Linked DNA regions of Mus musculus: all the other regions are linked to region 1. A link is a loop called in an ENCODE intact Hi-C map of the cell type or tissue named here. Cell type or tissue: heart. All regions are shown on one strand. Region 1 overlaps 4930505N22Rik (RIKEN cDNA 4930505N22 gene). Region 2 overlaps Kcnip2 (Kv channel-interacting protein 2). Region 3 overlaps Kcnip2 (Kv channel-interacting protein 2). Region 4 overlaps Armh3 (armadillo-like helical domain containing 3). Region 5 overlaps Armh3 (armadillo-like helical domain containing 3).

Evidence for each region. A loop is a pair of places that touch in the nucleus more often than their neighbours do. Peaks named below come from ENCODE experiments on the same cell type or tissue, not always from the same donor. Only the 100,000 strongest peaks of a DNase experiment are listed, where the experiment ranks them.
Region 2: a loop joins it to region 1, with 4 times the contacts of the local background. A loop is called at or near these places in 33 of 42 quality-filtered maps.
Region 3: it touches region 1 in a loop (5-fold over the local background); 32 of 42 quality-filtered maps call a loop at or near these places.
Region 4: it touches region 1 in a loop (2.0-fold over the local background); 12 of 42 quality-filtered maps call a loop at or near these places.
Region 5: a loop joins it to region 1, with 6 times the contacts of the local background. A loop is called at or near these places in 12 of 42 quality-filtered maps.

What each region holds. Positions count from the first base shown.
Region 1 is chr19:46,011,867-46,016,866 of GRCm38, forward strand. 4930505N22Rik (RIKEN cDNA 4930505N22 gene) reads left to right here. Exons shown (of 2, transcript NR_152221.1): 2 at 1,159-1,520. Among named protein-coding and RNA genes, the nearest start is that of Hps6, 11 kb to the left of the region's middle. In heart, no CTCF peak of the experiment used is centred here; a DNase peak (open chromatin) is centred at 2,975.
Region 2 is chr19:45,802,811-45,807,810 of GRCm38, forward strand. The region is part of intron 1 of Kcnip2 (Kv channel-interacting protein 2); the gene reads right to left. Among named protein-coding and RNA genes, the nearest start is that of Kcnip2, 11 kb to the right of the region's middle. In heart, a CTCF peak has its summit at 2,349; a DNase peak (open chromatin) is centred at 2,351; H3K4me3 peaks cover 322 bases; H3K27me3 peaks cover 296 bases.
Region 3 is chr19:45,811,058-45,816,057 of GRCm38, forward strand. It overlaps Kcnip2 (Kv channel-interacting protein 2), which reads right to left. Exons shown (of 10, transcript NM_145703.2): 1 at 4,674-5,000. The coding sequence starts at 4,746. Among named protein-coding and RNA genes, the nearest start is that of Kcnip2, 2.5 kb to the right of the region's middle. In heart, CTCF peaks have their summits at 2,387 (motif pointing right) and 4,850 (motif pointing left); a DNase peak (open chromatin) is centred at 2,394; H3K4me3 peaks cover 1,597 bases; H3K27ac peaks cover 205 bases; H3K27me3 peaks cover 2,636 bases.
Region 4 is chr19:45,962,333-45,967,332 of GRCm38, forward strand. It overlaps Armh3 (armadillo-like helical domain containing 3), which reads right to left. Exons shown (of 26, transcript NM_198296.2): 6 at 3,910-4,002; 7 at 3,030-3,104; 8 at 2,832-2,918. Among named protein-coding and RNA genes, the nearest start is that of 4930505N22Rik, 33 kb to the right of the region's middle. In heart, a CTCF peak has its summit at 2,632 (motif pointing left); no DNase peak of the experiment used is centred here.
Region 5 is chr19:45,950,574-45,955,573 of GRCm38, forward strand. It overlaps Armh3 (armadillo-like helical domain containing 3), which reads right to left. Exons shown (of 26, transcript NM_198296.2): 12 at 2,851-2,897; 13 at 2,052-2,127; 14 at 89-182. Among named protein-coding and RNA genes, the nearest start is that of 4930505N22Rik, 45 kb to the right of the region's middle. In heart, a CTCF peak has its summit at 2,901; no DNase peak of the experiment used is centred here.

The DNA of each region.
Region 1 (5,000 bases):
TTGTCTTTTTCAAATATTTATGTATGTATTTATTCATTTATTTTTGATTTTTAAAGACGGGGAGAGGGCTGGTGAGATGGCTCAGCAGGTAAGAGCACCCGACTGCTCTTCCGAAGGTCCGGAGTTCAAATCCCCGCAACCACATGGTGGCTCACAACCACCCGTAATGAGATTTGACGCCCTCTTCTGGTACATCTGAAGACAGCTACAGTGTACTTACATATAATAAATAATAAATAAATCTTTAAAAAAAAAAAAAGACGGGGAGATTCAATGTGTAGCCCCAACCGTTCTAGAACTCACTCTGTAGACCAGCATGACCTCGAACCCATCGAAATCCCTCCACCTCTGCCTCCTGAGTACTGGGATTAAAGCAGGAGCCACCACAGGCAGCTGTCTGTCATATGCATGAGTGTTTGACCTACACGTATGTATATTCACCATCTTGTGTCTATCTTGTGACTTTGGAGCCTAGATTCGAGTGACAGATTAAAGTTATAAGCCAGCCAACATGGGCTCTGAGAACTGAACCCAGGACCTTTGGAGAAGCAGAGAAAGCTATGTTCTAAGGAACCTTCTCTCCAGTCCCAAATCTTTTACTTCCTTTTCTTTTCTTTTTCTCTTTGTTCTTTCTTTCTTTCTTTTTTTTTTTTTTTTTTTTTTTTTTGTGTGTGTGTGTGTGTGTGTGAATATCTGTAGTAAGAATTTTGGTTTCTTTTAAAACACAAAAAACAAACAAACAAACAATGCCAGGCGTGGTAGCACACGCCTTTAATCCCAGCACTCCGGAGGCAGAGGCAGTCGGATTTCTGAGTTCAAGGCCAGCCTGATCTACAAAGTAAGTTCCAGAACAGCCAGGGCTATACAGAGAAACCCTGTCTTGAAAAAAACAAAAGAAACAAAAATAAATAAATAAATAAAAATAAAAAACACAGAAAAGAGCTGGAGAGATGACTTAGTGGTTAAGAGCACTGACTGCTCTTCCAAAGGTCCTGAGCTCAATTCCCAGCAACCACAGGGTGGCTCACAACCATCTGTAATGTGATCAGATGCCCTCTTCTGGTGTGTCTGAAGACAGCAACAATGTAGTCACATATATTAAATAAATAAATAAACAAACAGAAATGTTATGTGACTATGTTTTTGTTTGAATCCCAGGTGTGAGGTATGCAGCTACTTTAGATGTCCCCAGGAGCTGACCCATGATTTGTCTCATGCCCTGGCAGGGGCATGGTTTTTAACATCTAAACATAGTTTACGTTTGGAATTCTGGGGAGTCTTAAGAGAAGATAAAAATGCTATAGCCCCAGAGGCTGCTGCATTGCTGGACTGCTGGATGGAGAGATCCTGACTACCAAGATCAAACTGCCCCAAGGAACTGGACATCGCTTGCAGCAGGAACTAGTCTAAGATGGACGCCTCCTTTCCCCTCTAACCTCCTCTCCTACCTAGTGTTGGGGAGGTTAGAAGGGTTGAGAAAAGTGGTGGGAAAAACGATCCAATAAAGTAGCCAAAAGTGTGGTTACAGATATCTTTTTTTTGGGAGGGGGTTGTTTGTTTTTTTTTAAATCTATTTATTTATATGTAAGTACACTGTAGCTGTCTTCAGACACCCTAGAAAAGGGCATCAGATCTCCTTGCAGATGGTTGTGAGCCACCATGTGGTTGCTGGGATTTGAACTCACGACCTTTGGCAGAGCAGTTGGTGCTCTTAACCACTGAGCCATCTCTCCAGCCCTACCTTTTTTTTTTTTTTAAGATTTATTTATTATTATATGGAAGTACACTGTAGCTGTCTTCAGACACCCCAGAAGAGGGCATCAGATCCCATTATAGATGGCTGTGGGCCACCATGTGGTTGCTGGGAATTGAACTCAGGACCTCTAGAAGAGTAGTCAGTGCTCTTAACAGCTGAGCCATCTCTCCAGCCCCCTGTGGTTACAGATATCTTTTTTTTTTTTAGATATTTCCTCATTTATATTTCCAATGCTATCCCAAAAATTCCCCGATACCCTCCCCACCCCCACTCCCACTTTTGGCCCTGGCGTTCCCCTGTACTGGGGCATATAAAGTTTGCAAGTCCAATGGGCCTCTCTTTCCAGTGATGGCCGACTAGGTCATCTTTTGATACATATGCAGCTAGAGTCAAGAGCTCCGGGGTACTGGTTAGTTCATAATGTTGTTCCACCTATAGGGTTGCAGATCCCTTTAGCTCCTTGGGTAATTTCTCTAGCTCCTCCATTGGGGGCCCTGTGATCTATCCAATAGCTGACTGTGAGCATCCACTTATGTGTTTGCTAGGCCCCGGCATAGTCTCACTAGAGACAGCTATATCAGGGTCCTATCAGCACAATCTTGCTAGTGTATGCAATGGTGTCTTCGTTTGGAGGCTGATTATGGGATGAAACCCTGGATATGGCAGTCACTAGATGGTCCATCCTTTAGTCTCAGCTCCAAACTTCGTCTCTGTAACTCCTTCCATGGGTGTTTTGTTCCCAATTCTAAGAAGGGGCAAAGTGTCCACACTTTGGTCTTCGTTCTTCTTGAGTTTCATGTGTTTTTGCAAATTGGGTTACAGATATCTTAAAAAATTACTTTTTATTTGTGTGTGTGTGTGTGTGTGTGTGTGTACACCACATATATACAAATGTCCTCTCAGAGGTGGGAAGAGCATCTGAGATTCCCTGGAACTAAAGTTAGAGTTAACTGTGAGCACTAGACATGCATACTAGAAACCCAACTCAGGTTCTCTGCAACAGCAACAACAATCTTGGCCACTGAGTTAGCTCCTCCTTTGTAGCCCACGCTGGCCTGGAACTCCTTGTGTAGTCCTAGAGGGCGCAGGACTTCAGCCTCTGCAGGCAGGAGCCTCCATACAGGGCTTCAGCATCTTCTTAGGCACTGGCGCCTCCTGGTGGGCATCTCTTGTCACTGCCAGCTTCACCCGTCAAATGTTCACTAGCAGGAATTTCTAGAAGCCAAGAGAAAACAAGGAAGAGAGGGAGGCTGCCAGGAGGAAACTCAGGAAGGAGAGTCATGGCAAGAGGAAAGGGTCCTAGAACTGAACCGGGAGGAAAAGGAACCTGAGCCACCGGAATTCTCTTCAGGACTGGAAGAGGAAAGGGAGTCGCCCACAGCTGTTTCCTAAGAGGAAAAGGTCATATCGCATATGAATTTAAAATACAAGACTAGCCGGGCGTGGTGGCGCACACCTTTAATCCCAGCACTTGGGAGGCAGAGGCAGGTGGATTTCTGAGTTCGAGGCCAGCCTGGTCTACAGAGTGAGTTACAGGACAGCCAGGGTTGGTTATACAGAGAAACCCTGTCTTGAAAAAACAAAACAAAACAATAAAATAAAATAAAATACAAGACTGTCAGACTTTATTTCTAAAATAAATATAGTCTCATTTTTACACACAAAGTGTGAAATAGAGATAAACCTGCTTCTAGTAAAAAGCAAGCAAGCAAACAAACAACAACAGTAACAAAACCTTGAACATGGAATCACCATGACGACAATCCCAGAACTTTGGAGGCAGGAGGATCAGAATTTCAAGGTTGTCCTCAGTTACATGGCAAGTTCAAGGCCAGCCTGGGCTAATGAGACCCTATCTCAAAAGAAAAAAAGTAGGAGAAAAAGCCACCCCACCTTAGAGTCACTGGACAGCCAGAGCTGTTACACAGAGAAACCCTGTTTGAGAACATTAATTAACTAAAATGAAATTAAAATAGCTGTGATTTTTCTATGCCAAAATTCAGGGCCTCTCCAAGAATGGGGTTCACCATCAAACTGAAACATATGTGGTAGAGATACGGTCCAGTGGCTGAGTGTGTGCTTGGTAGGATACCACCACCAAAAAAATAAATAATTTTTTTTTGGTTTTTCGAGACAGGGTTTCTCTGTGTAGCTCTGGCTGTCCTGGAACTCACTTTGTAGACCAGGCTGGCCTCGAACTCAGAAATCCGCCTGCCTCTGCCTCCCAAGTGCTGGAATTAAAGGCATGTGCCACCACACCAGGCCAAAAAAAACTTTTTTTAAATTAAAAAGGTCACCAGAACCTTCTTGGAGATAGAGTTTGTGACTTCCATACCATACAAACTTTCAGAATGTGGTCTTTGTTTTTTGTTTGTTTGTTTGTTTGTTTGTTTGTTTTTTGAGACAGGGTTTCTCTGTATAGCCCTGGCTGTCCTGGAACTAACTCTGTAGACCAGGCTGGCCTCAAACTCAGAAATCCTCCTCCCTCTGCCTCCCAAGTGCTGGAATCAAAGGCATGCGCCACCACGCCTGGCAGAATGTGGTCTTATTTAAAATAAGTCTCTTTGAAGAGGTGATTAAGGATCTCAAGGGGAGATTATCCTAGATTAAGATGATCCCTAAATCCAACAGTAGCCCTTATAACCTGAGGAGGAGGGTATGCAAAGGAGGTTGTGCTGACACAGGCTAGCCTGGACTGAAGGGTTGAACCCCAGCACTTGGGAGGCTAAGGAAGGAAGATTGTTGAGAGTTCCAGACCATCTTGGACTATATTATGAGGTTTTTTTTAAAGCTTTATTTATCATTATATGTAAGCACACTGTAGCTGTTTACAGACACACCAGAAGAGGGCATCCAATCTCCTTACAGATGGCTGTGAGCCACCATGTGGTTGCTGGGATTTGAACTCAGGACCTCTGGAAGAGCAGTCAGTGCTCCTAACCACTAAGCCATCTCTCCAGCCCTATTATAAGTTTTATATGAGTATATCTTGGACTACAGTGTGAGATCCTGAGTATATCTTGGACTACAGTGTGAGATCCTGTCTTGAAATACAGGGGCTGGGGGGCTGGAGAGACGGCTCAGCACCTAAGAGCAATGGCTGTGATCCAGAGGTCCTAAGTTCAATTCCCAGCATCCAGGTAGTGGCTAACAGCCACCTACAATGGAATCTGATGCCCTCTTCTGTCATGCAGGCACATGTGCCAATAAAGCACTCATATACATATAAATATTTTTAAAAAGA
Region 2 (5,000 bases), 210 kb before region 1:
CACACATCCTGACCAGCCCAGAAACAGTAGCATCCACTATCTCACAAAGCCACAGTCTTGTCACTTCTACACGTGCAGTCATATCTCTGTCACATACGCAAACTTACACCCTGTCTCCTCTTACACATGAACACAGAGAGACACCTCACACAGTGAATAATTTACCCCCGCCACTTCCTGAAAACCTCTGTCAGTACCCAGACCCCTGGTGTCACACATCCTGAGAGTCACTGTGGGACCCTGGCTCCAAAAGAGACTTACCCTGCTGTGCTCTCTGGTTTTCCTTCTTTATACCAGACACTGTTTGCCAGATGGCTCCTGGTGTGCCCAGGTTCTTGTCACTCTCTCCACCCCACCCCCACCCCCCACCCCCGTCTCCCACATGCCAACCTCTCTTCCCTTTGTCATTGCCCACGAATCCGAAGCCTGTTCCCAGCATTCCCACTTGTCCTTTTTCTTCGGCGCCTCTCTCTCTCACTCACCTGCGCACTCTGCACCCGGGCATGAAGATAGCACAACCCAGTCCCCAAACAGTAACTCAGATATGCCCAGCTACCTGGGTTACCTTCCAAGGAGACAGGCTCAAAGAGGCCAAATTGTTCCAGAACCTTGACAAAAAGAACCAAGACCACAAGTACAGCCACCATTTCCAGCCCTTCCAGGGTCATGGCAGTCCTGGGGCATGGCCCCCACCTACTGATGCTCAGACAGGACACACTGCTCCACAACACTTCCCCCTCAGGCTCCCCTGCTTGAGTAAGGCTGAGTAAGACTGCCCTGCAGCCTCCCTCCCTGTCTCCCGCCCTGGGTCTCCTCCCTTCCCCTCTCTCCCCGCCTCTGCCCCACACACCTCCCAGCCACAGCCTCCGCCTTTTCCCTCCTCTTCAGGCCACCTCAGCCTCTGGACCAGCATCTCCTCCACAGGATCTATTGGTGTGAGGGAGGTGGGCTTAGAAGAGTGACCTGCTCCTGTTGTGGAGAGCTTCCCCGAGGCACTCTGTGACACAGGGACGGGACAGTGAGGGGCTGAGCTTTAAAAGGCAGGCAGGATGCGTGCGTGTGAAACTATGAACTGTACCCGGGAAAGTGATAGATATCTGGGTAAGAATGCATTAGGAGTTCTGGGTGTTTTATAGTGTGTACGTCAATCACCTTTTAAGGGCGACTGTGTTTGTGTGTGATGGTGTGTGTGTGTCACAGAGGTGTGTTTGGGAGTCTGATTGGCTTGGGTGTCTATGGAATATATATATATATATATATATATATATATATATATGTATATATATGTATATATATACATATATGTTTGTATATATGTTTGTATATATGTGTGTATATGTGTGTGTGTGTGAATCTGTGTGGGGATTTGGGAGTGTGGGGGTGAGCTGTGTGTCTTAGGAAGTTTCTGGGTTGGAATCCGAGGTTGGGTAGGCACGCATGTGCTGTACAGGGAGGCAATGGGTCTATGGTTACATTAATAGATTGATAGAGGACTGTGTGAGAACACAAGGGGAAGAGAAGAAGAGTGACCTCTCCTGTCAGAAGGACACTATCAGCATCGATTGCGGTTGTCATGGAGACTGTGAGGCGGGAAGCACTCTCTTCCCACAGGCCACAGGCAGTGAAACTGAGGCCCCAGGAAGGGAGGATTAGGTCTCACCACAGAAGCAGGAAGAAGGCCACTGGCCCTTTTATGACCCTCCAGGAAGGGAACTTTACTGAGGCTACCTCTGGGACTCTGACAACTAAAGCTCCTGGGGGGTGGGGGGGGGCTGTGTTTTCCCCCTCTTCAGGCTAGAGACTCATCCTGATATGCCAAAGCCTGACCCCTCCTTGGGGAGAAGCCCAGGATAGCAGGATAGGAGGGAAATATGAGCCCTCATGGCATCATCTCCCAACGCCTTGAAGCATCGCTGAAGTCTCGCCCTTCCTGGTGTGGGGCAGAGAGTGGGGATGGAGAGGCCTTCAGAGCCTGCAAACCACAAGACAAGGGCCCTGGGAGTTAACACTGTTACCATGGCATTGCAACGAGCACTCACTTCTACTAGATGATGCATTACAGCTTAGGATGCTATCAAATGGAACTCTCCCTATGAATCTTTGAAGGCATTCTCCCTTAAGCCAGAACCAGAGTAAGCTTAGGTCCAATGTCAGCGCCTCCATTTCAGCCCAGTCTGACTCTGAGCCTATCCTCTGTGGCTCCCTTCTTGAAAAGCTCCCGCTTCTGTCCGGGTGGCCCTTGCAAGGCTCCCCCCACCCTGCAACTCCAGGATTATTGGGTCTCCATTGGGCTTGGGCGGGAATCAGTCCCTTTGCTCCAGTTGAAGGTCCAACTGCACTTCTACAGAGCTACCACTGGGGGTCAGTGTCTACCTCATACCCTATCGTAACCCTGTGTGTTTACCAGCCCAGGGACGTTGGGGAGGAAGATAGCTGTGCCTGCTGTGCCTCAGCGCTCATCCCCCCCCCCCCCCCCGGTGGCAAGAAGAGAGTCAACTCACAAGTTGGCTGCAGTTTCTCATACCTTAGAAGTTACTGCTTCACAGATGAAAACAGTAAACATCCCACGAGCCTGTGATGCCCTTTTACCATCAAGAGAGCCCTCCGTTTCAGCCACTGTCCCACAGGTGGTCCTACCTGAATGGCCACAGACTCATCACCCTCTAAGCCCATGAAGCCTTCCCTTTTCACTACCCCAGAATCCAGAGGTGGTCCTCATCTTTCTAGGCAGCTGAATTCTCCTTCCTCTTTCAGCCCGCAGCTGACAACCCAAGTCTTTGAGCTGGGTAGGCTGCGGCAGCATATTCCTGTAACCCCAGGACACCTGCAAGTGGCTGCAGGAGGATTTGGCATTCAAAGACAGCCTTGGCTATCTATACAGGTCGGTTAAGGCCAATCTGGGCCACTTGAAATCATGTTGTTGTTTTGTTTGTTTTTTGTTTTGCTTTTTAAAATCCTGTTGAATCCACAAAATGCAACCCCTAACTCAATGTTATTAAGCAGAAACAGGAGAAAGGAGAGGTAGTGTCAGAAGCTGAAAATGCCAGACTCCCCTGAGTTCAAATCAGTTTATAACTTGTACTCAAATGGGGGAACTCCCGACCTCCTTTATTTCACATTAAAAAAAGTATTATTTGAGCTGGGCATAGTGGCTCACTTCTTTAGTACCAGCTTTCGGTTGGCTGAGGCAGGCAGATCTCCGAGTTCAAGGCCAGCCTGGTCTACAGTGAGTTCCAGGACAGCCAGGGCTACAGAGATAAACCATGTCTCAAGAACAAAAACCAGCCGGGCGGTGGTGGCGCACACCTTTAATCCCAGCACTTGGGAGGCAGAGGCAGGAGGATTTCTGAGTTCCAGGCCACCAGCCTGGTCTACAGAGTGAGTTCCAGGACAGCCAGGGCTATACAGAGAAACCCTGTCTCGAAAAAACAAACGAACAAAAAAAAAAAAAAACAAAAACAAAAACAAAACACAAATAAAAAGAAAAATAAACACATTTGGGGGAAGAGTTCAGGGAACTGTCACAGCACACGTATGGAGGTCAGCAGACAACTTGTAGGAGTCTGTCTTACCTCTAGGGTCCTGGAGCTGGAACACAGGTCATGAGGTTTAGGGGGTCAACTGCCTTTGCTGGCTGAGCCATTGACAAGTGGTTTTTGTTTTTGTTTTTTTGTTTTTTGAGACAGGGTTTCTCTGGAATTCACTCTATAGACCAGGCTAGCCTGAAACTCAGAGATCTTCCTGCCTGTGCCTGCTAAGGGCTGGGATTAAAGGCGTGTGAGTCACCACCACCTGGTACCTTGATGAGTTCTTAGCATGTATGTATTGGAGCTTCTCCCCTTACAAAGCTTTTGATGAACTAGAACGTGAACACTGGACAACTTCGTAAGTGCTGAATAAGCATGGATTGCCACTGTGAGCAACAGGGCGACAGAGCGACAGAGCACTCGTCCCAGGGCTCCACAGCACGCAGCAGCTCACAAATGGTTCAGAGTTGTTACTGTCACTATTTCTTTTTTTTACTGTCCCCCCCCCCCCCCAGACAGGTTCCCCCCTTTTAGATTTTACGTATATACATATTTTTCTTTTCTTTTTCTTTTTTACGTATTTTTCCTAAATGTGTATCTGTGTACCACATGCATACATGGTGCCTGTGGAGGTCTGCAGAAGGGGTCAGAGCCTCCTGGAACTGGAGTTACAGGTGATTGTGAGCCATCATGGTGCTGGGAACCAAATCCAGGTCCTCTGCAAGAAACAACTGCTCTCAACTGCTGAGCCATCTCTCTAACCCCTGCTCAGGATCTTCACATAGCCTAGCCTGGCCCCAGATTGTCCTGCCTCTGCCGAAAAAGTGCTGGGATTACAGGGGTGTTCCACCAAACTGAGCAACATTTCTACTCTGATGGCTTCTCATGGCAACCCCTTGAAGTCTACAGCAACTAGCACTGTGCACCTTGCACTGGCGAGGTAAAGAAGGTCCAGGGTGACTTTCTCAAGGCACTCAGCTGAGAGCAGCTAACTTGGAGACTGGACAAGATCTCAATGTACCCTCAACTAGATTCTTAAGATGGTAAAGAGGCTAAAAACCAACCAACCAACCAAACACAACAATAGCAAAAAACTCTACTGAACCAGGCAGGCATGGTAGCACACACCTTCGATGTCAGCACTGGAAAGAGTGAGGCAGGAGGATCTCTCAAGTTCCAGGCCAGCCTGAGCCACACAGAAGGAAACCCACTAAACACATAGCAAAGCAACGTACACAAATTGATCCCAAGGTGGAACAAGGTGAAGGAGATCCAAACGCAAGCCTGCCATTAGGTGGGGAGACAGCTCCCACTGAGAAAAACTCATTTAAAATTGTTCTCTTATATGGCTACTATAGATAAACTGTTCTAGGCAAGCCATTAAAAGAGCTATATTGCAAATGTTTTCTGATTGAGGAATCAGGGAAAAGCCAGTCTAAACTGCTATCATGGTACTGAGGCTCAAACCCAGGG
Region 3 (5,000 bases), 200 kb before region 1:
CATCTGCTCTCCACTGTCACTCCGTCAGCAAAGACCCCAAAGCCCTTGTCTCAGCCCCCCCAGACCATTCCATCCCCAGCCAATCAAGAAGATCCTGCAGCCCCCAGCTGCATCAGGTGATTAATGACCTCCCTAGGCGTTGGGGCTATTTTGGGTCCTGGAAGTCAAGCCTGCAGTGATTGAGAGCTGGCCCCGCCTGGCTCCATCCATCTGTCACCGGAGACAAGCCCAAGCAGGGGGCTTGAGGGGATACATGCTCCCCAAGAGACCTGTAAGCATGGCTCTCATTCAGCCCCAACAGTCCTCCTTCTGAAGGCACATGGCGTGAAGCAGCCATAGGCCCTGAACATACCGCAGGGGCTCAGGTGAAGCCCATGTAATGAGGCAGAGAACTACAGATCCCGGAATGCCATGGGGCCACGTTGTTTCAGTTTCTTTGAAGCCAGGATGAGGGGAGAATTCCAGGTTCTGTGCGCCCAGGTAGCCCTAAGGAAACCTAAGTGGAGGTGTGCGCAAACCTCAACAGCGTCATGTGGAACCCACAATTCACAGCATAAATCCACAAACTTCATGCCAACGTACAACTTCATGAAAGCTAGTTATCTGACTCAGGGCTCTCAAACCAAACTCCAAAGCACTAGAACCCTGGCAATCCTAGGGATGTGCAATCCAGGATGCACCACAGTGTTGGAGACACACAACTCCATCTGTCTGATCAGGCATGAACTCACTAGTGAGCTCAGCTTGTTCTAGCCTTTTTTTTTTTTTTGGGGGGGGCACTGATAGGTCATTGTAAGACATTCCTCCTAAACCCAAGTAACGCAATACAGGGCTGTGCCTTTCCCCAGCCCAGCACAAGCGTCTTCCTCTCATCCCAGAGCCCTGCCCCTTTCTTGAGGCTTCAATGAGCCTTATCCAATGTTGTGAGCTATGCTGCCCGAAGCTTCCTTTATTCTGATGCTCTGTGAGTGAGTGGTCCTTAGCCCCTGCTATACTCTGAGCGAACTTGCCCTCTTACCCTGATGAAGTGCAAGTCCCTGCTCCCTCCGATCTCTGTGAGAAGCCCTTCTCTCCACCTCTGTAAGGCTCCAATCCCGAGCCACTCATTTTTAGAGGGGTCCTCCCTTCCCTTCCTCATACCTGGCGACAGTGACCCAGTCACCAACTGGTAGAGAGACCGAGCTGCCTGCCCCAACGGGCTCCGGCACCTGCGAGGGCAGCGGTTCATGGCTTGGCTGAGAGCACAGTGTCCAAGCTCCGCCCCCAAGGTTTCTGACTGAGGGCGGTGCCGCCCCCATTAGAGTGGGTGGTGCGAGAGGGCAAGACTGACAGGCGGAGTGTCTCAGACCCTGAGCCTTTCAGATGCAGGTTGCTGGCCTCATAGGCGCACCTTTTCAGGTCATAAGCGCTCTGCACCCACCCGCAAAGCTCTTAGAGATGGGGGTGTGGCGGAGGGGCAGGGCAGGGCAGGGCAGGGCGTTCGCTCCTCACCACTTTCTCTCCAAACGTCTTCAGGATTTCTGGTAAGGAAAAGAGGTACACACGAATTTTGAAAGAAAACCTGGATGACTGAATGACGAATGACTTATTTATTTTAGATCGGGTCTTGTCTGGCACTTGCGACATGATTCAGGCTGGCCTCAAATTCATGGCAATCCTCCTGTCTCATCTTCCCAAGTGCTGGGATTACAGATGTGAGCCACTACAGATCTTATTTATTACCTTTTATTGCTCCACTTCAACCCCTCTTCCGGCTGTTTTCCCCACCCCCATCTCCCATATTAGCACAGGGACGCTACAGGGGTGAGAGGACATAGTTGTCATGGCAACTCTCCACACTTCCTGGACCAATGGGAGAAAAAGCAGGAAGGGAGAAAGGACATTACATTAGCTTAGCGAACCTATTGCTGCCTCCTGGCTCCAGATTCCTTTCAAAACTATGCCTGTCTTTAGAGTTCCCTTTCTTAAAAAAAAAAAACTCAACCATCACTTGCTGGCTCCCAGCCAACTACAACAAGTAGAAGCCCCCTCATTTAACAATCTTTGTGTAGGGCTGGAGAGATGGCTCAGCAGTTAAGAGCACCGACTGCTCTTCCAAAGGTCCTGAGTTCAAATCCCGGCTCGCAACCATCCGTAACAATCTCTGTGTAAACCCCTTTCTGGGACTTATTGCTATGTAAATCCTTCTAGCACCTACAAACACTTCAAAATCCTGGGAAAGGCCATAGAAGATGTATGCTCCCATTTCTTCCACTGTGTGTGCGCGAAGGGTAGGGGAACACGCCTATATTAAGAGAAGAGAGCTACCATTAAACACCACACCTTGTCTACTCGAACCCACTGGCAACAGTGCCCACGAGGAATTAGTTTCATACACAGGGCTCTTTGGCCACACGGGGGCGCTCCATCCCCAGGAACGATACTTTAATTGCCAAAGGAACAAGACTCCAGGGATCCTGGACCCAGGCCCTGGGGCATGGCCAGTCAGGACCCAACTCGCAATTTCAGCTTGGACAGTTCTTTTTAGGCCTCTCTTTAGATGGGGTTGCTGCTGAGCGCTGATTCAGCCTTTCCCCGCTGTGCAGCACTGCCAAACAGCCCCCCTCCCCCCCCCCCAGGCAGGTAAGAATACGAAGAATTGGGGGTTACGGGGTGGGCACATCCTACCCTACCCCTACTAAGAAAGTCTTTCCCAATTGCTTTGAGCTTGGTTGGGATAAGACTGCGATGGTTGGGGTGTATCCAAGTTGCTCCGAATAATAACTTTAAGACCACTTTGCTGCCAGCATAATGAACCAAGTTGATAGGGATACAGCCTCTTCCTCTATCCCAAATGCAACTGAGGAATCCAACTTGCATAGGGAAGGAAGGGGGGGGGGGGCGCGGCGGGAGCACGCTTCAGCACCGTGGACAACGACTCCTCCTTAGGGCTCCAATCAGAGGACTCCAGTCACAAGACAAGCCTCTCTTTACAAAGGAGAGGTCTCCATAGTGCTCTCCAGTCACGTGCAGAGCCATCTACAGCAAGGATGGTGAAGACTGGAGAAGTTAAGGTTTGGGTCCAGCCTAGGCTACATAGTAAGGCCAGGACTATGCAGCAAAACACTCGCTCACGATAAATAAATCGAGTAGCCCAGCGAGGAGAATATTTCACTAAAGGGGAGAATGGTGTAGGAAGTAAACTAACTAATCGCATGTTAATGGGGGCTCTTGGACCCTTACTGCTTTCAAGGATCCTGAATTGATGGCGGGCACAGAGCAGAATGGGGTCACACATTCACACACCGCTGGTGTCCTGACATTGCAACTAGGGTCATCCCAAAGTCAGTAGCTGAGACTTATTCTCAGAGCACTAGATCCTGGTCCCCTTCACTGCTTCCCAGGTTCTGCCCTGACTCTGTTGAGAAGGGCAAGGATTATGGTCTTCCCCACTTGCCCATCGCTGTTTCTGTCTTTGGACAGACAGCCCCCCTCCTACTCTTCGTTGGAGTTCTTAGGAGTTCTACACAACGAGACACAAATATGGAAATATACAAAGGTGACAAAGTCATTTACATAAACAGAATTTACCTACCAAGCTTAGTACTCTACACACACATATAGACCCTCCCAAGGTGGGCCACAAAGTGACGGGTGTGGGAGGGGTTGGGGGGAGGGGAGCCTTCCCACACTTCATAGGCCCATAGTTTCTGTCTTTATTCTGAAGGAAAGCAAGAGGTTTAGATGAAGTTCTAATAGGGTTGCTGGTAATTAAAGAAGCTTTGCATGCTCAGAATGACCTGAGTAATTACCCTCCGGGGTAGAAACTAACCCAGGACTAACCAAAGACTCTCTACAGGGGCCAAGGGCTAGAACCCCAGGGTGGTGGGTCTCTCTTTGGGTCCTTGAGCTTTTTGCAGGAAATAGAGGGAGCAAATGGGGGGCACTAAAGAAAGACCCTTGCTAACACCCGGAAGACAGAGAGGCAAAGAGGACAGAAATGCCATTAACAGTCACAGGGGCCCCCACTGCAGGCATCATGCTTGAGAGTGGACAGCACCAAATGCTGAAACAACCCACAGCCCCACAATCACAAACACTTTTAATGAATACTCATGCCAGAAGTCTTCTTAAGGGACAGAACACCACCAAGTGACACCACTCTGGTTGTCACACGCCATTTCACACAGAATCATTCAAAGCACACAGTTGAACATGTAACAGACATATGGTTAGAACAAACTTCACTAGTGCAGCCGGGGTCCTACACAACCACACTCAAACATCTGGCAAGCCCATAAAATCGCACTGCCTCATGCAAACACACTCACCCCGGCTGTCACCAACGCTCAAGGCACACGGCAAACAGCTGTGGGAGGTGCACATACATACACAGACACACAGGAACGACAGGTGCTCCCGCACGTAACACCTCCCACTCCAGACACACTCCTAGCCCTGTGTCACACACGCCTACACCTGCTGCCTCTCTACACCTGCCCCACCTGTTCTTCCTCAGCCCCCTAGGGACCCAAAGCTTTAAATCCTAGGGTCTTGTTCCCTAGACCAGCCTGCAAGGTGCACAGGAATGGGGCAGAGTGTGCATAAGGGCCAAGCCAGGGGGCAGAGAGATGGAAGGGTCTAGGGGGATGGAGTCTGCTCACCCTCCCAGGACCCCTGAGCCACCTACTCACCCGTAAGCTGGTCATAGGAGCCGTCCAAATCTCGGGATTCGGACAAACTCTCCTTTCGGCCTTGGCCCCGCATGGCCCCCGGCGCCCCGCTCCCGCCTGGGCCGTGGGAGGGGGCGCCGGGTGGCCAGGATAGGGCGCTCACACAGTGCCCCCTGGCGGCGCAGCGACCTGCTGGGGCTGGGGGCCGGGAGTAGGGGCTGGCAAGGCTTTTCTCTGGGGAGCGCTGGATTTTAGGGCCCACCTCAGAGTCCCGGGGCAGGAGCAGGATCCTTGGGCAGCAAGTGAGAGCGGAGCAGAAGGCAGCGTGGAGCTGAGAGCCGAGCCTGA
Region 4 (5,000 bases), 50 kb before region 1:
TTTTATTTATTTACATTTCAAATGGTATCCCCTTTCCCGAGTTCCATCCCCCTCCCCAGAACATCCATCATTTTATGCATGCTTTACCAACAAGGTTATCTCCCCGACCCAGGAAAGTCCTTTACGAAAAGGAGGAAAGGGAAAGGAAAAAAAAGAATGAGAGAGGGAGAGAAGGGGAAAAGGAAGAGAAAAATGGAGGGAGGGAAGGAGGGAAGAAGGGTGGAGAGACGGGGGGGGGGGGGAAGAACTTACAGATAGTTACAATTTAATTTTTCTATTTTAATTTAGGGAAACAACATGCTCAGGGCAGTAGATCCAGCCCAGAAGCCAGGATCTTAGCCCTGCCAGAATCCCTTTCTCCTAAACACTAGTTGCCTGACCAGGGCACCCCCAGCATGATCCTCTTTTCACCCAGCAGAGAGGATGAGAGACGCTCAGACAGAAGTAGAGCTCACTGACTATACTTGCTGTTCCTTCCTTGTTAATTTGTTTTCAACTTTGGGGTCCTAGATTTCCAAGTTCTCCCCATCAGTTTTCATTGTCTCTAAAACAGACTGCATTATTACAATGAGGAATGACTGCACATGATGTCCTTTCCTGATTTCCTTTTGTTTTGCTTTGATTTGGTTTGGTTTTTTGGGGACAGGCTCTCTCTGTGTTAGCCCTGGCTACTGTTCTGAAGCTTGCTCTTGTAGACCAGGTTAAAACTCAGAAACTCACCTGCCTCTCCTCTCAAATGCAGGCGGAGGGGGGGGTCCCCTAGCACACCCAGCTCTTTCCTCATTTCGTGTATCTTAACACTTTTCTGCCTTCTCTGCTTTTAGCTGGTCTCTGATACCTGTACCTCTTTCTAGAAAGGATTATAACTTGCCTTACTGGGCATGAGCTTGACTACTATAGTAGCTAAAATATTCTTTTTTTAAGATTCATTTTCTTTATTATATATAAGTACACTGTAGCTGTCTTCAGTCACTTTTTCTTCTCTCTCTGACCCAGATCACTCTGGACCAAAGATTTATTTATTTATTATATGTAAGTACATTGTAGCTATCTTCAGACACCTCAGAAGAGGGCATCAGATCTCACTATGGATGGTTGTGAACCACCATATGGATGCTGGGATTTGAACTCAGGGCCTTCAGAAGAGCAGTCATTGCTCTTACTTGCTGAGTCATCTCTCCAGCCCTAAAATACTCTTCCTAGCACACCTTCTCCTGGCTTGCATCTCACTGGCCTTTAACTTTGCTATGCTCATCTGGCATTACTGGTGCTCTTGTCAAAGCCTTCCTATTCTACTGCAATTGCAATTCTTTAATAGCATCTGGTAAGTGACATATTCAAAACTTCAAATCTCAAAGAAACTGCAGCCACTAGCCTTGCCCTTCCCGGGTATATTCATTCTCCTGGAGTTTCTGACACAGCAAAGATGTAAAAATACAGTTTTCTCCAGCTACTGGCTGGTTCCCATTTTTCAGGCTGACATTTCGGGGCCCCACGGGGCTAAGCCAGGGTTCAGTTTGCACTTAGAAAAGCCAAGCCACTGGCTCAGGATGGCTGTTTCCATGAACATGCTGTGAAACACTCAGTACTGACATCAGCACATTGCTGTCACACAGAGCACAACCTCTTAACTTTCCTCTGCTGTTTTCCTTGCTGTTGTAAGGGCCTGTGAGTCCAGGGTACCATCCTTTGGTGAGTCATGAACCTTATACTGTTCTCAGAAGGCCCAGAAGCTTTACACAGGACAGCAACCACAGTGGGTACCTCGCCAGCCCTTTCAGATTGCCAATAAAAAAACTGGTATTGGCGATAAAGTACTTGTTTATTTGTAGATCTATACTTCATAGTCAGTTCTGCCAAGAGAATAAAAGTGGCCAGCTCTCGGGATTTCCAGTTCATCAGCATTGTCCTACACACTCCGGTCCCTCCAAGTACTTCCTTCTCACAGCCTCTCCTCCTTACGGTAAGCTACCCATCTCTCCCAGGCTATCTGAATTACACTCAATGATGCAGGCATGGTGGCACAAGTCTGTAGGCTGAGGAGGCTGAGGCAGGAAGATTCCTGAAAGGTAGAAGCCAGCTTAGGCCACAAACCAAGTACAAGAACAGCAGGCATGTGGCCTAATCAGCAAAGTCCTGTCTCAAAAACGGGAGGGGGAGAGGAGAGGGGAGGAGGGGTGTTCCTAAGAGCCAAAAGTTCAAACCAACCAAACAAACAAAACCCCTGAGTATGGTGGCACACTGGTAATCCCAACACTCGGGCACTGAGGGACAACTCCCCACAGACTTGAGGCCAGCTTGAGCTGTAGAGTGAAACTCTGTATTGAACTGAAGAAGGAATTAAGGGAATGAGGGAGGAAGGGAAGAGGGAGGGAAGAAGTAAAAGGGGGGATGGAGGGAAGGAGGGAGGGAGAGGGAGATGAAGACAGAGTCAGGGCTATATAGCAAGACTCTGTTTCTTTTTTAAAAAGAAATATTGGGGGGCAGAGGCTGGAGAGAGGGCTCAGCAGTTTAGAGCACTGGTTTCTCTTCCAGAAGTTGTGGATTCCATCCCAACACCTACACCACTCCCATCATAATTATGTATAACTCCAATTCAAGGGGCTCTGATGCCCTCTTCTGGCCTGCATGGGCACCAGGCACATACATGGTACACAGACATACATGCAGGCAAAATACCCACATACATACAATAAAAATAAATAAAACTTTTTAAGTGAAAAGAGAAAAATATAATTTGCCAAGAACATGTCTCCCACATTAAGCGATCTTTTAGAAATGGCCGAGTCCAGCAAAATGATTATGGAAAACAGCGACTGTAAACCACCTACCTCATATTTTCTGTAATTTACCAGTAAAGCCAAGAGGACGACAGCATCATACCCATGCTCTCTACGACTTGGGGGATGGGACAGTATCTGTAAACAGAGGCAGAGGGTATAACCAAGTCCTGGCTCCTGGGACGGCAGATGAAAAATTTTAAGGGATAGACTATGTAAAAGAGAAAAGTCATCAGAAAGTCGACCTACCTGTAAAATTGCTTCGAATATACTGTTGATCATTACATATTCCAGGATAGTGTTCTGGCTGATATTATCTGTGACCTGAATGCAATAGAAAGCTTTTGAAGGTCTGTAAAAGGCACACAACAGCTCCTGTGTAACTCCTACCCTAGCAGCTAAGTGAAACAGAAATGTTCAAGAGCAAACAAAAATATCCCAAGAACCATTTTCAAGTGAGACACAAGGGAAAGGAAAACTCAGACAATTTAGAGATGGTGGTTCTCCTAGAACAGCCTTCTGACATGGTATGTGTCAACAGGGAGACAGTCCCACGGGTTAAGACATTTGCCACCACGCCTAATAACCTGAGTTCTATCCCAGGTCACACATGGTAGAAGGAAAAAAAAAACAACTCCTAAAATTTGTGACCAACATGACTTATGTGTGGGGAAGGAGATATACAAAATAAAAGTAATTTTTTAAATTTTTAAGTAAAATAAAAAATAAAGTGGTAAGCCGGGCATGGTAGCGCACACCTTTAATCCCAGCACTCCGGAGGCAGAGGCAGGTGGATTTCTGAGTTCGAGGCCAGCCTGGTCTACAGAATGAGTTCCAGGACAGCCAGGGCTACACAGAGAAACCCTGTCTCGAAAAACCAAAAAATAAAAAATAAAAAAAATAAAGTGGTTAAGAATCATAGAGCCTACAGGCTAAAAATTGCAGCAGCTGCTCCATAGATTCCAAATAGCAAAACTACATACAACTAACTTCCTTCTATACGTTCAGACCAAAAGGAATGCTATAATACCCAAAGAGAGAGTTCCTCTTTTATTTTTGGAAGGAATCATTCGACTAGGCTTGATTCAGCTGTAATGACTACCCTTGACAAACATACAAGGTCACTTACAGTCACCAAGCAAAGAAGAAGTTTCAGACATAAACTCTTCAGACTTTCAGAACCTTCTGCACAAAGTAATGAATCCAAACTCTCCATCAAGTTCTGAGGAAAAGAAACATTAAACATTAAAGCAAATCAAGTAACACATAGACCCCATCTTGTACTGTATCATGTTACAAAGGATAATGTGAATAACAGGAATCAACCGTAACATTGCCCTGGTCCAGGCCTTATAAGATTAAAGAAAAGACTTCACTTCAAAGTCTAACTACTTGGGGTAAAATGTTTTAGAACAACTGCAGAGCACAATAAGGAATTCACTCTTGTACTACATGAATGCTTGAAGCTTTGTACATATGGAAACTTTAAAATCAGAACAATGAAGTATTTTGAAAAAGGGAAACCTATTGGTTTAATAACCATACATGAACTTCCTTACTTGTTTTAGAAAGTGCAAGATGCAGGCACACTACAGAGGTGACAGGCATAGTATCAATTCACCACAGGCCACCTGAGCATCAGTGACATCTGATCAGTCTAACAAAGCTAGGTGGGTTCATCAGGACCAACTCCAACTGACAATGTGAGGCTTACACTAAAAAATAGCCTTTAGACATAAACTAATTGAAAGATGAAGCCTTCATACTATGCTAGAGGGAGGAAGGAAAAAATAATCTACATTATATAAAGGAAATGAATTCATGGCTAGAGAAATGGCATCCCAGTAACCACATGGTGGTTCAGCTATTACTCCTATTCCAGAGGATACAACAGCCTCTTCTGGACTCTAAGGGCATCAGGTATGCACATGGTGTGCATAAATACATGCAGGCAAAAACAAAACAAACCTCATATACATAAAACAAATAAATCTTTTTTTTGAAGAGTAAAATTAAGGACTCAGAATGCTGGGATTTCAAAACGAGATGTTTCAGCTGGATGTGCTGATGCCCGCCTTTAACCCCAGCACTGGGGGGGCAGGGGCAGAGGCAGGGAAAGCGTTGTCTAAAATACATAGCAAGTCACTGAGTTCCAGGATAACCAGGACTGCGAAACATAAAGACCCTGTCTCAAAATTAAAATAAAATATAAGATACTTC
Region 5 (5,000 bases), 61 kb before region 1:
CTGTCTTGAAAACAAACGAACTAAAAAGAGAGAGAAAGATCTAAAATCATATTAATCAAGAACACAATAATAAAAGTGGTGGCCTCACCGTCAGAGGAGGGCGGTGTAGTCCCAAGGGGTGTGGCTGGGGTTGTAGGAGTAGGGCTGGCAGGGGCTGTCACCAACCCCATTTCTGGATGGCTCTGAAAGAGGACACAGGTGGGTAAGAAAACATGAAGTCTACTTCTCGGGAAGTCTCCTCTACCAAAGATGGTTTTCCACAATCAAAATGAGACTGGCAGCTCCCTGCAGACCTATATGTAGTCCTCCTGAATACCTTACTATTAGTGCCTGCTGAGCTAACAAGACACACTGTGAGTTAGTTTTCATTATGAAACTTGGGTTCCATTATAGATTTTTCTGTTGAGCCATATAAATTAAAAAAAAAATTATTCAGAAGTATGGACTACTTTCACGACCACAGGATTGACAGACAGACATAACAGACCAAGGGAACGGTAGGAACCATAAAAGTGCTGTTCTGAGTCCAGCCTTGCTGTTCCACGAGCAACAACAACAACACAAAACAAAAACCCAAGAGCATGTGAGCCAGCAAGGTGGCTGAAGGGGAAAGGTACTGGTTACCAAGCTAATGACCTGAATGACATGACCCATATGATAGAAGAGAACCAACTCACAAAAGTTAAGCAGGAATGTGTAAAGTGTCAAGGCAGAGGCAAAGAAAGTCATCTAGTGTAGACAACACAGATGGCCACTGTGTCCTTGGTTTTCCTGGCCACCTCAACTGAAAGAAGAAAGCTTATAAGCAGCCCTTTCACTTTCCAATAGCTCTGCCAGTCCCTCATCTTTCTCACGTCTTCTAAAGCCATTTATGGAATCTGACAGACGAGAAACTTGGCAAGAATAGTAGATAAACTTTCTGACATTATCTTATAAAACTGTAAGGGTCCAAAACATACCCCAAACAGCACATTGTTTTCAAAGCATAGCTTTACTTTTTGGTTAAAATTCTACTAGTAGATTACTTTAAAAGAAATATACACACCAGGCATGGTGGCATATGCTTTTAATCCCAGAGTTCAGGAGGCAGAAACAGATGGATCTCTTAGCTCAAGAACAGACAGTCAGGCATACACCACGAAATCCAGTCTTACCAAAAAAAAAAAAAAAGGGGGGGGGGGGAGTGGATATGAAGAAAGAAACTTACATATTTTAAACAGTGTGTCATTAAGATAAAAACACTTCTGTCTTTTAAGATGGCTTCCATGGGCTACAGTCCTGGCTTGATTTAGTCCCTTCCTGTGCCAACTTCTGAGGATACCCCTTAGGCAGATGAACAAGTATCTTATGTCTTCTTAGTTTCAATGTGTATACACTATTTTGTCTGTTAACAGCTAACACATCTGGCTAGAAGGCTTTTTGACTTTTGTTCTCTGGAAACTGGTAAGATAATGCATAAGTGACTTGGCCTATATTATCCCCAGTTCTAATTCCATAAAGACTTAGAAAAGAGACATAATGACAGAAAACTCCAAAAACTACATAGAGCAAATAACCTCAGCAGACCCTGATAGATAAAATGCAGCAATCTCAACTCTTTCAAAGGGTAACAGAATCAGCAGATTAGTCCAGCCACTAACTTTGCATGCACCAGTTGAACACATTCACTTGAGGATAGCACAAAGCAAAGGCAACTGAAGCAACTCTGTTACTACCACTGATTAACACAAAGCAGAGTTTAGACAGACAAGGCCAGACAGGCTTTTTAATGGAATGAACCTGTGTGAAATTCAAGGGGAGGGCTGAGGATACAGCTCAGAGAAAGCGTTTGCCTAATATGTACAAGGCCCTGGATTTGATCCCACAACATCACAAAAACTAAAGATAGATAAATAAATAAAATTAAATTTGAAGGAGAAAGGGATGGGTGGGGGGTGTCTCACTTTGTAACCCTGTCTGTCCTGAAGCTCAGAGATCCACTTGCTTCTCTCTCTCAAATGTTAGTATTAAGGGTGCAGGCCACCACCCCAACCAGGATTGGGGTCACCAACCTGAGCTAAAACTGTGATGAAGTTTCGATTTAAATGGACAGCTTCATAGAGTGCCAGAAGAATGGCTTCATTGGTTCTAAAGAAAAAGAGAACAAGTCAGGTTCCTTCCTAACGAGCAGATGACATGGGACACATTCTAACCATCAAGAGCTCCTCATTGCCAAGCCCTCCATTCACCCTTTAGGTTTATGCAAATGAACATAGGTTGAGAACCTGAAACCCTAGGACCAGTTCTTCCCACCCCTTCCCAACTAAACCTGTAAGAGATGGATACCCAGCCCTCAGTCACTTCATTCCAGAGACAAAGCTGGTAATGGTGACCTGAACACTCACGAGGCAGAAGCAGGAGGATTGCTACAAGTTTGAAGCCAGGAAGATTCATACCGAGAGTTCCAGAGCAGCCAGGGTTACACATAAAAAATCATGTCTCAAGACCTTTTTTTACGATACTGTCTCATGCTGCCCAGACTGGCCTCAGGCTCACTACATAGCAGAGGATGTTTGTAAACTTCTGCTCCTCCCACCTCCACCTCAGGAGTACTGGGATATCAGGTATATGCCAATCACACTCAGTTTATTTAATGTGGATGATCAAGCTGAGGGCTTCATGCATGCTAAGCAAGCATTCTACCAGACCTAGCCTCTAAAGCAAAGATCTTTAAGAACCCATAGTTGCTTAAAATTCAAGAAACACTTCTCAAATCATAAAAAGCTTTTAATTCACAAAATGTTGCTAAAAGGTTATATTTTCTGCTCTCATATTCAGCAAGAGAACCCACATTGAAGCCCACGGACTTACTGTACTGAGAGTTTCTCATGGGCGTCTGCTATGAACATGCTGCCCACCTGTGGAAGAAAAGAGGAACAGCAGGTTTTATCCAGGAGGACAGGCGAGGGGCTCAGCCCCTAAGGACTAAACCCATGAAAAACCATGCCTCTGCTAACAGAGAACAAGGAACTCTGGACCATCAGTCAGACCTTGAAAACTGTAAAAGACTTACAAGTAATAAGTGTAAAAATGAGATTCCTACTAAGTCATCTAGCCTTTCAAATCTGTAACAGTGTCAAGGTAGCTGTCAGCCTAAACACTCTCATTGCTGTATGTTTCCTAGAAGCTGTTTAGTGCAGTCAGAAACTAACTCACAGAGAATTTCAAGCTTGTCCTGAAACCTACAACTGTAATCTGAAACTCAAGCTCAGTCTGGACTATATATGGAGTGGGAGCCAGCTTGAAACTTGTCTCAAATGAAAATTAAAGAAAATAATTATTTAAACTTCAGAGTAAGTAGGCTGATACCAACTATGAAAAGCTGTTTTCCTTTCAGATCACAGAATTTTAACTTACACACAGTCAGGGAAAGCAAATAAATAACTGACACAAGCTGCCTCTAATACACATGATTTCAGAAGTCAGGTGCGGTAAAAACTAAACTAAACACTAAGGAGGGGAAGGATCCGGAGTTCAAGGTCACTCTCAGCTATATAACAAGCTCAAGGCCAGCCTGGATTTCAGGAGACTAGGCCTAAAAAATTGAAAATGTAATTGAAAATGTCTGAGAACAACATAATTATATCTAATTCACATAATCAAGTATTAATATAAAATTCACATTTCTATAGCCTATGAGACCCCCTCAGTGATTTATGTCTTAGAGTTAAAGCATTTATAAGATTCTTTTGAAATCAGGCTCTTTAAAAAAAAAAAAAATGGGTAAGGATGCATAGGTACCAGGAGAAAAACTGCCTGGGGGGAGGAACAGTTGTTTTGTGCAGTAAACTCAAGAAACTGTCTAAACTCTAGGGCACTTGTATACTAATGCCCCCCAAAATGGGTTCCAAATTTGCCTACATTTTAGGACCCACTAGGTATACTTATCTCCCCCTCTTGTTTTCTCCTTTTTATATTTTAATTTTTTTTTAACCTTTTTAAAGATTGATTTTATTGCCAGGTAGTAGTGGCTGGCATACACCTTTAATCCCAGCACTCAGGAAACAGAGGCAGGCAGATCTCTGTGAGTTCAAGGGCAACCTGGTCTACAGCCAGGGATACAGTAATTTGAAAACCCTGTCACAAAAATTTAAAAATATATTTGTTTTATTGTATTTTGTGTGTGGGGGTTATTTTACCCGTGTGTATGTGTGTGTGCCACATGTGTGAGAGCCACTGGAAATAGAGTAATGGACAGTTAACCGACAGCTGGGAACTGACATGTGGTGCTGGGAAACTGGACCTGGGTCCTCTCCATGAGCAGCCAGTGCTCTAAATGCTGAGCCATCTCTGCAGCTCTCTCTTTTGTACTTTTGAGACAGGGACTCAGGATGTCCTCTGCCTCTCAAATGCTGGCATTACATGTATTTGTCCCATTCTAGATTTCTGTCTCAAAGATCAATCTCATTGGCTGATACAGTGTTGATGGTTCAGTGCCTGCCTAGCATTCCCAAAGCTCAGGTTCAGTCCTCAGCACCATATAAACAGAGCATGGTAGTGATGTGTCTCCTCATTCAGCTACCAGGGAGCAGCACTAGGGAGGACTCATAGCCACACACTCCTGTGGTCCAGTCAATGGAGCCAACTTATTCTCCAAGCAGAGTCGATTCTTTTTGTTTTTTGGGTTTTTTTGTTTGTTTGTTTGTTTGTTTTTCCAGACAGGGTTTCTCTGTGTAGTTCTGGCCATCCTGGAACTCACTCTGTAGACCAGGCTGGCCACGAACTCAGAAATCCTCCTGCCTCTGCCTCCCAAGTGCTGGGGTTAAAGGCGTGTGCCACCACGCCTGGCAGCAGAGTCAGTCTTGACCATGTGCTCAAGGTGGTCTTGAACATGTAGATTAGGTAAGCCTCATCTCATTAGGCAGCCCAGACAGCAAGACAATTCTTTTTTTTTTTTTTAAGATTTATTATCATATCTAAGTACACTGTCACTGTCTTCAGACACACCAGAAGAGGGCATC